2 separate regions of the Homo sapiens genome follow, and region 2 is linked to region 1. A link is a contact called in ENCODE Hi-C or POLR2A ChIA-PET data. All regions are on one chromosome and are shown on one strand. The core of a region is the stretch at or near the end of the contact, and the rest is flanking DNA. Distances in the headings are between cores, read along the strand shown. Region 1 overlaps CECR2 (CECR2 histone acetyl-lysine reader). Region 2 overlaps CECR2 (CECR2 histone acetyl-lysine reader).

What was found. A loop is a pair of places that touch in the nucleus more often than their neighbours do. ChIA-PET counts read pairs that join two places held with the same protein, here RNA polymerase II (POLR2A).
Region 2: a map of KBM-7 shows a loop between it and region 1 (6-fold over the local background). The contact joins two enhancer-like sites. A Hi-C loop is called at or near these places in 2 of 168 maps with a recorded cell type or tissue (IMR-90 and KBM-7). POLR2A ChIA-PET finds 5 or more read pairs at or near these places in 3 of 52 experiments (H1, HepG2 and activated CD4-positive, alpha-beta T cell).

The regions. Positions count from the first base shown.
Region 1 is chr22:17,490,645-17,494,259 of GRCh38, reverse strand. The region is part of intron 2 of CECR2 (CECR2 histone acetyl-lysine reader); the gene reads right to left. Among named protein-coding and RNA genes, the nearest start is that of SLC25A18, 71 kb to the left of the region's middle. Within about 2 kb of position 1,844, at least 4 of the 41 ENCODE cell types and tissues checked have a DNase peak (open chromatin) inside an H3K27ac peak, as active enhancers do.
Region 2 is chr22:17,551,165-17,554,779 of GRCh38, reverse strand. CECR2 (CECR2 histone acetyl-lysine reader) reads right to left here. Exons shown (of 19, transcript NM_001290047.2): 18 at 2,638-2,749; 19 at 1-1,945. The coding sequence ends at 1,940. Among named protein-coding and RNA genes, the nearest start is that of SLC25A18, 11 kb to the left of the region's middle. Within about 2 kb of position 1,804, at least 2 of the 41 ENCODE cell types and tissues checked have a DNase peak (open chromatin) inside an H3K27ac peak, as active enhancers do.

The DNA.
Region 1 (3,615 bases), core at 595-3,094:
CCGGTTGTGGTGGCATATGCCTGTAATCCCAGCTACTCTGGAAGGCTGAAGCAGGAGAATCGCTTGAACCCGGGAGGCAGAGGTTGTGGTGAGCCAAGATCGCGCCATTGCGCTCCAGCCTGGGCAAGAAGAAACGCCGTCTCCAAAAAGAAAGAAAGAAAGAAAGAAAATGAAAAAGTGTTTTTTTAAAAACTGCTTTTTTAGTAGCCAGAAGTGTGTAGAAGACAATCATCCTTTGGCAATAAATCTCTTTATCTACCGCATGCTTTCGAGAATTTCTAATGTACACCAAGTTCCACAAACACTAAAGTCTGTTTTTTCCTGCAATAAAATAAAACATGGAATCAGTGAAATCTGTATCATTTCACCAGAATAGCAGCTTCACTGGAGGATGTGCAGAAGATGCTGGGCCAGGGAGCGAGACCTTTCTTATTCCAATGTGAGGTTGAGAAAGTACAGGCATACCAGCCCACAAACACTGCGTGTGCATCCGCAGTGCTGCTCCTTTAGACAACAGTCTGTCTGGAAGCCCTTACTTGTCTCAAACAATTCCATGTTTCAGATTCCTTCCCAACAGGCCTATTGTCCTACTCAGTTTAAATTACATCACTTTTGCTAAAAGCTTTCTTAAGGCATCTATCTCCATGCCACCTTAACTAGGAGACACCTGAGGGCCTACAATCCAAGACAATTCCATTTCCTTGTATGTAGATCAACCTTCTCCTAGAAATCTACATCTCCTTTTAAACATCAGAGAGTGAATGGGGAAAAATCTCTTGAGGGCAAAGGCACTGGCTAAGGGTGATTTGAAATAAAAAGGCTTCAGGAAGCTAAAAATCAGGCTAATTCTTTTGACTTACTGGTTCTTCATCTTCTATAGGACAGAAAACACTTAATAATTTGATAAAGACTACATACTTTCTCCCCCAGAAAAATGAGCACACAATTTTGCATGTACTTTCAGGTTTTACTATTTAAAGGAAAAAGAGGCCGGGCGCAGTAGCTCACGCCGGTAATCCCAGCACTTTGGGAGGCCGAGATGGGCAGATCACTTGAGGACAGGAGTTTGAGACCAGCCTGGCCAACACAGAGAAAGCCTGTCTCTACTAAAAATACAGAAATTAGCCAGGCATGGTGGTACGTGCCTGTAATCCCAGCCACTCGGGAGGCTGAGGCAGGAGAATCACTTGAACTCAGGAGGAGGAGGTTGCAGTGAGCTGAGATTGCACCACTGCACTCCAGCCTGGGCGACAGAGCCAGACTCTGTCTCAAAAATAAAATAAAATAAAATATAAAGTAAAATAAAATAAAGGAAAAAGAACAGTGGCACTGTGCTGCTAAAAACTAATGTGTACATATTTTTAAGCTTCTCAAGTTTAGATTACCTGGAACATTCATTCACTTACTCATCCATTCATCTCCTTGCAATTCCCTCTTAATGACTTAGTAATTCTCATCATTCTGAAATTATCTTGAACTATAATAAAACATTTCATTTAAAAATAGTAATGCAAAGATCAAACCAAACGGAATTTCTCAGAACAACAAGGTCTATTTTATTTCTTGTCTAGGAAAAGTTCCAAATACTCTTAAATGACCCATTTTCGCATTCATTTTCCATCCTACAAAACAGCAGTAAGAGACTGGCTCTTAATTACCTCTTTTTTTCCCTCTATGAGTGAAAGAGCAAGAAAGAGTGAAAATAAGAATGAGTCAACAACCTTTCCAAACTCTTAAAGTTAGCCATTTCTTAGAGGCCCAGCAGAGAATTTCTCAGCTTGCTCCAGACAGAACATGCTTCTACTGCTGAGACCAAGGACGGCACGACCTGATTCAAGTGTTCCAGCACAAGCCTCTGCCGGCTGGAACTGGCAGAATTCTTCACTGTGTAGGACAACACATTGTTAATATCTGCACCCTGTTTGGGGAGATCACAAGAAGAAGACTCTTAAGTTCTTTGAGGCATGTGTTAGGGACATGAAAGGGCAGCCATGGTCTCTCTACAGGGGAGCAATAAAGGTTTGGCACCAGGCTTCCCAGAATGGAGATAAGATGAAAAATCAAATTGCATTCTCCCATTTGCTACAACAATTTGTGAAGCAAATGAAATACATGTACACACAGGCCACGTTTAACATAAGTACTGAATTGAGATAAATATTCTGGTTCTAGTAGTAAAGCAACAAGTAAAAGATTCTGTATGAATACTTGATAAAGCATTTATTCTCGAAGCTTATAAAAAGACCAGGCCAAAATAATTAAAATAACAGTTCTTCTTCTCTAGGGCTGTAGAATAGCTACTATATCCCACATACTAAAATCAACATGACAGCCAAGATAAGTTAAAATCATGGTTATTTCAAATTAAAGGAAAATATGGTTAAGGCAGAATCTGCAAAACATCTTTGCCTAGAGAAACATGTACATAATACAGATTTTTACATGTGTTTATGAATGTTTATGTTGGGTAACCAAGAAAGTGAATAAACCCCAAATGTATCTTTAAAATGATAAAGGCTATTTTTTTAATGGAACCTAAATACTGTACAGATGAAGTGAGAAGTCTCAAGTATCATGTATAAGGCATGAAGAGGTACAATAAAAATTCTGAATAGCTCTGGATAAAATTTAAGGATATATATTGTTTGCCCTACGACTGCTAAACACCCACCCCCCCACACACACACACACAGAATAAGAAGCCAATAGTGGAAATAAAGTGATACACTTAAAACAAATTCATGTGCCTAAAAGAAAGCATTAAAGGACCAACAAAGGAACAAAAAGCAGAAGGCAGCAGAGAAGTTTCTCAACCTTAGCCACTTGGGAAATGCAAGTCAAAACCATAATGAGGTACCACCTCATGTCCACTATAATGGAGGACGTCAAAAAACACACAGTAACAAGTGCTGACCAGGATGCAGAGACACGGAATCCTCACACACGGCCGGTGGGAAGGCTAAGTGTGCAGCTGCTGTGGAAGTTTCGCCAAGTTGCACTGAACTACCAACCCAGCCACTCCAACTCCTAGGTGTACACCCCAGAGAAAAGGAAAACACATCCACACAAAGACTTGCGCACAAATGTTCAAAGCGGCAGAATTCCTAACAGCCAAAAGCTAAAATCTGCGTACATACCCATGAACTGAAGGATTAAGTGTGTATCCACACAATGAAGTATTATTTTACCATAAAAATGAATGAAGTACTGATTCATGCTACAACATGGTTAAAACTTGAAAAATAACTCTAAGTGAAAAAAGCCAGATACAAAAGGACACTTCCCATATGGCTCCAGTTATAAGATGGGCCTACAACACTCAAACCTGTGGAGACAGTAAGAATAGTGACGCTGGGAAGTGGGTGGGAGGAAACAGGGAATGATTGCTAATGGTACAAAGTGTCTTCTGTAGGGTAATAGAAGTATTCTGCAATTAGATAGTGGTGATGGTTGCACAATTTTGTTAATACATAAAAACCAATGAATTGTACACTTTAAAAAAACACAAGGAGGCCTGGCATGGTGGCTCATGCCTGTAATCCTAGCACTTTGGGAGGCTGAGGTGGACAGATCATGAAGTCAGGAGTTTGAGACCAGCCTGGCCAATATGGTGAA
Region 2 (3,615 bases), core at 555-3,054, 61 kb before region 1:
GGTTATGCCAGTGATAGGTTTCTAACAAGAATTAGGATCCAGTGAGAACACAGGCTCAAAACTCAATCCACTTGCAAATACATCAAATTTAAAATTAAAACCTCTCTGAGAGAAAATCTGTATTTTTGTGCATTATACCTTAGAGGCACCTGTGTTCCCTACTCAACTCTCAAATCTGCCTGAGCCCTAGGCAGCAGCACCAGGTTCAGCATTTGCGTACGGATATGAACTTCCATCATCCTGGAACTGGTGTCTTGGCTTTCATTTCTCTGTATCATGGATGCTTCCGATTAGCTTCCTTTTCCACGGACAGCATATGTTTAGCAAACTGTAAACACGACAGTTCCATGCTTCACTAGGAATCCTGGAATTGGAGGGAAACACTCTACTGGCCCCTCCCACAGCTGAATTTATAAGAAACTAGGGCAGATTAATATTTCATAGAGACTCTTCTACTATCCCAAAAGCATGCTTAAAAATATGCTATTCTTTACAAAGACCTGTAATTTCAGTATTTTCCTTAGTTTTTTCTTTTGTGGAATATTCAAAAGTTTAAAACATGGGTCCTAACTTTGGTGACCTTTCAGCTAAAATCAAATACAGAATGCTAACGAGGGAGAATCCAGTGTAATTCAACTCTACAACTGTAATAAAGTAATTTAATACTGTAAAATGGTTTCCTATCACAGATACAACAGATAATTCCAAGAACTTGTTCTTGATAGCTATTTTAAATCACCATGACTGATTTTACTATGATTCACTTAAAACGAATAAAAACTATATATACTGAAATATTCCTAAATTCAAACTGTAAATCTATAGAATACATTTTTCCTATTCAAACCTGTGCAATTCTTTATTGATACTAAAATATACAAACCTGAGTAGTCACTTCCACAAAATGTGATTCGTGCCAGAAAGCTGTGTGTGATGCCTTCTAGATCACAGTCCTGACAGGGAGGTCTGTGATGAGGACGATTCATCTTCTAATACGTGAAACACTCTAGCGATCCCAATTCCTGATACTGGTTTACAACTATTCGGTAGGGCTGGTGGCAAAATCAGGAAGGGACACCACTTTCTCAATTTGGGCCACCAGCATGAGAGAGCAGCCTGTCTTCCGGGCTGAAGCTTCTAGTAGTCTCCTGAGAGCAGTCTGCCTCCAATGGAGACACCAGGTGCTTAGGGGACAGGTGTTCTCTCTCAGGCTGACTGGAAGGAAGGAAGGCCTTTAGCTATTCTGAAGGCTGGCTGGCCACTAAGGAAACACAGTGACATATTACAAGATCAAACCTTTCCTACCCTCATCTCCGGCTCCCATAAGTATTCAGTGTGACATGATTGTAAACAGATAAAAATCACTCCAGTGCTGTGTGCCCACCAGTTAGGACCCCCATTTCTTCCGCATCCCCACCCACCCTTCCCACTTTATGTACAATACATTCACCACCAACAAAAATTATTTTAAAAGGCAACATGAAAATTCTGTAAACTGGACCCAGCTCCAAAACCATTAATACTAAGAGTAGTCCCTTCCCCAAATATATACCTGAGTTTAGCTGCTCATCAAAGTTTAAAAGCACCACTCCATTCTTGAGTATACCCCCTCCCCCAAGTTTAAAGTGATTTTCCCTGAAAAGTGTCTCAGGATTTGGAAAAGTCATCATTAACTCCACGTTCATTAGTTTTGCCTGACTGTCTACATCAGCTGTGCAAGAGATCCCTGGCCGAGGACCTTTGCAATCTGTGTGTCAGTCATCTAAGGAGTGTCCTTTTAGGGCCCGTGACTGGCTCCAGCTCAAGTATGGCACGAGTGGGTCGCCGTGAAGGGGTGGAGCAGGTGATGGGAATAGAGCTGACAGGGCACTCCCCAGTTCTCCACATTCCAGTCTTCGTGTGCAGCTTTCCATTGCTTGGGGCTCATTTCCTCCTTGGACTAGCTCTGAAAGAAACAAAGACATTTTAAACAAAAATAAAAATTGGGTTGTTAAAAAAAAAAAAACTTAAGTAAGCCAAAGAATGTCCAAGCTCCTCATGTGTGAAAATGGCTTGATTCTGTTTCATCAGTTACAGTTTACTTCCAGAGGGTAGGTTCTAGAGTCCTGGACTTCTCAATTCAGATCCCAGTCCCAGTGCTTAACAGTAGTAGGACTTGCACACTGGGAAATGATGATGATGCAGCCAATGAGAACTACTTTGTGGGGGTCAAGGGAAAGACTGCATGGGAGAGAAGCACTGCACGAGACAACGCATGGGAGAGAAGCAGCACTCAGAGGCAGCTATTACTACTTTAAAACCCACCAACTAGTCTCTCTCCAATGAGAAAGGTGGGAAGCATAAAACAGACAAGGGATCATGGCAGAAAAAATGTTTGCAGATGGCTTGGAAAAAATGAGGTTTAAATACTCACCAAATAGGTATGCATTCCATATCACAATAAGAAAAAGAGACATGTGAGAGGTGACTTCCGAGGCCTCTTGCTCTTTTTCCAAGTGCCAAGGAAGCACGATACAGGCAAAGTTCCTGTATCCACAGGATACCTTAAAACATTTTTTCAGAACAGCAAGGTTGTCATATACTTACTTCCTACCACCTGGAGGAAGAAGAACAGCTCTAATTTTTAGTGATCCTTACCTGATCCAGGGGAAGTGTTGGAGGCTTATGAGGCGGCACCTCCTCCTGTGATGTTGCTGCTGTGGGGGTCTTTGGGAACGAGGCCTGCGACTGGACCGGGTGCATCTGCATTCTACAGCCACGAGAAAGAAGCAATGAAGAATTAATGAAGACGTGTTAACGACAGAAGAAACAAGACACTGTAGTCACGAGGGTACTGCCTTCATCACCCCGGTGATCAGGCCTGGAATCATCCATACTGGGACAACTCGACATTCTGTGCCCCCTGGGGCAGTAAGTGGCACGCACACGCACCACCTACTGCACTCCTGACAAAAGTGTTTAATCTATTTTTTTTTTTCTTTTAGAGACAGGGTCTTGCTCTGTCACCCTGTTAGAATGTAGTGGCAGGATCATGGTTTACTGCAGCCTCAATCTTCTGGGCTCAAGTGCTCCTCCTGCCTCACCCTCCTGAGTAGTGTGTGCTACCATGCCTGGCTAAGTTCTTTATTTTCACTAGAGACAGGATCTCACTATGTTGCCGAGGCTGGTCTCGAACTCCTGAGCTTAAGCAATCCTCCTGCCTCAGCCCCCGAAAGTGCTGGGATTATAGGTATGAACCACTGCACCTGGCACAAGAGTTTCATCTACACACAAGGAGACTGTGTGATGAATCTGGAATCTGGAACACTCTCCATGATAACTGGCCTGGACTCTTTGGAAAACAAAACAAAGATATGACAACTGCTATAAATTAAGAGACTAAACAGACACGGCAGCCAAATGCAAATCCATGAGCCTTCATTGGATCCTTTATCAGAAAAAAACAATAAAAATAGAACACAAAGAAACGACTCTAAAAGACACTCTGGGGACAACTGAGGAAACAGAAACAAAAACTCTATTAGATACTGTTATTTGCCTTGAGTGTGGTAATCGTTTTGAAATGGTGCTCCAAGGCATGTCCATTCTTAGGAGATGCATGCTCAAGTATTGAGG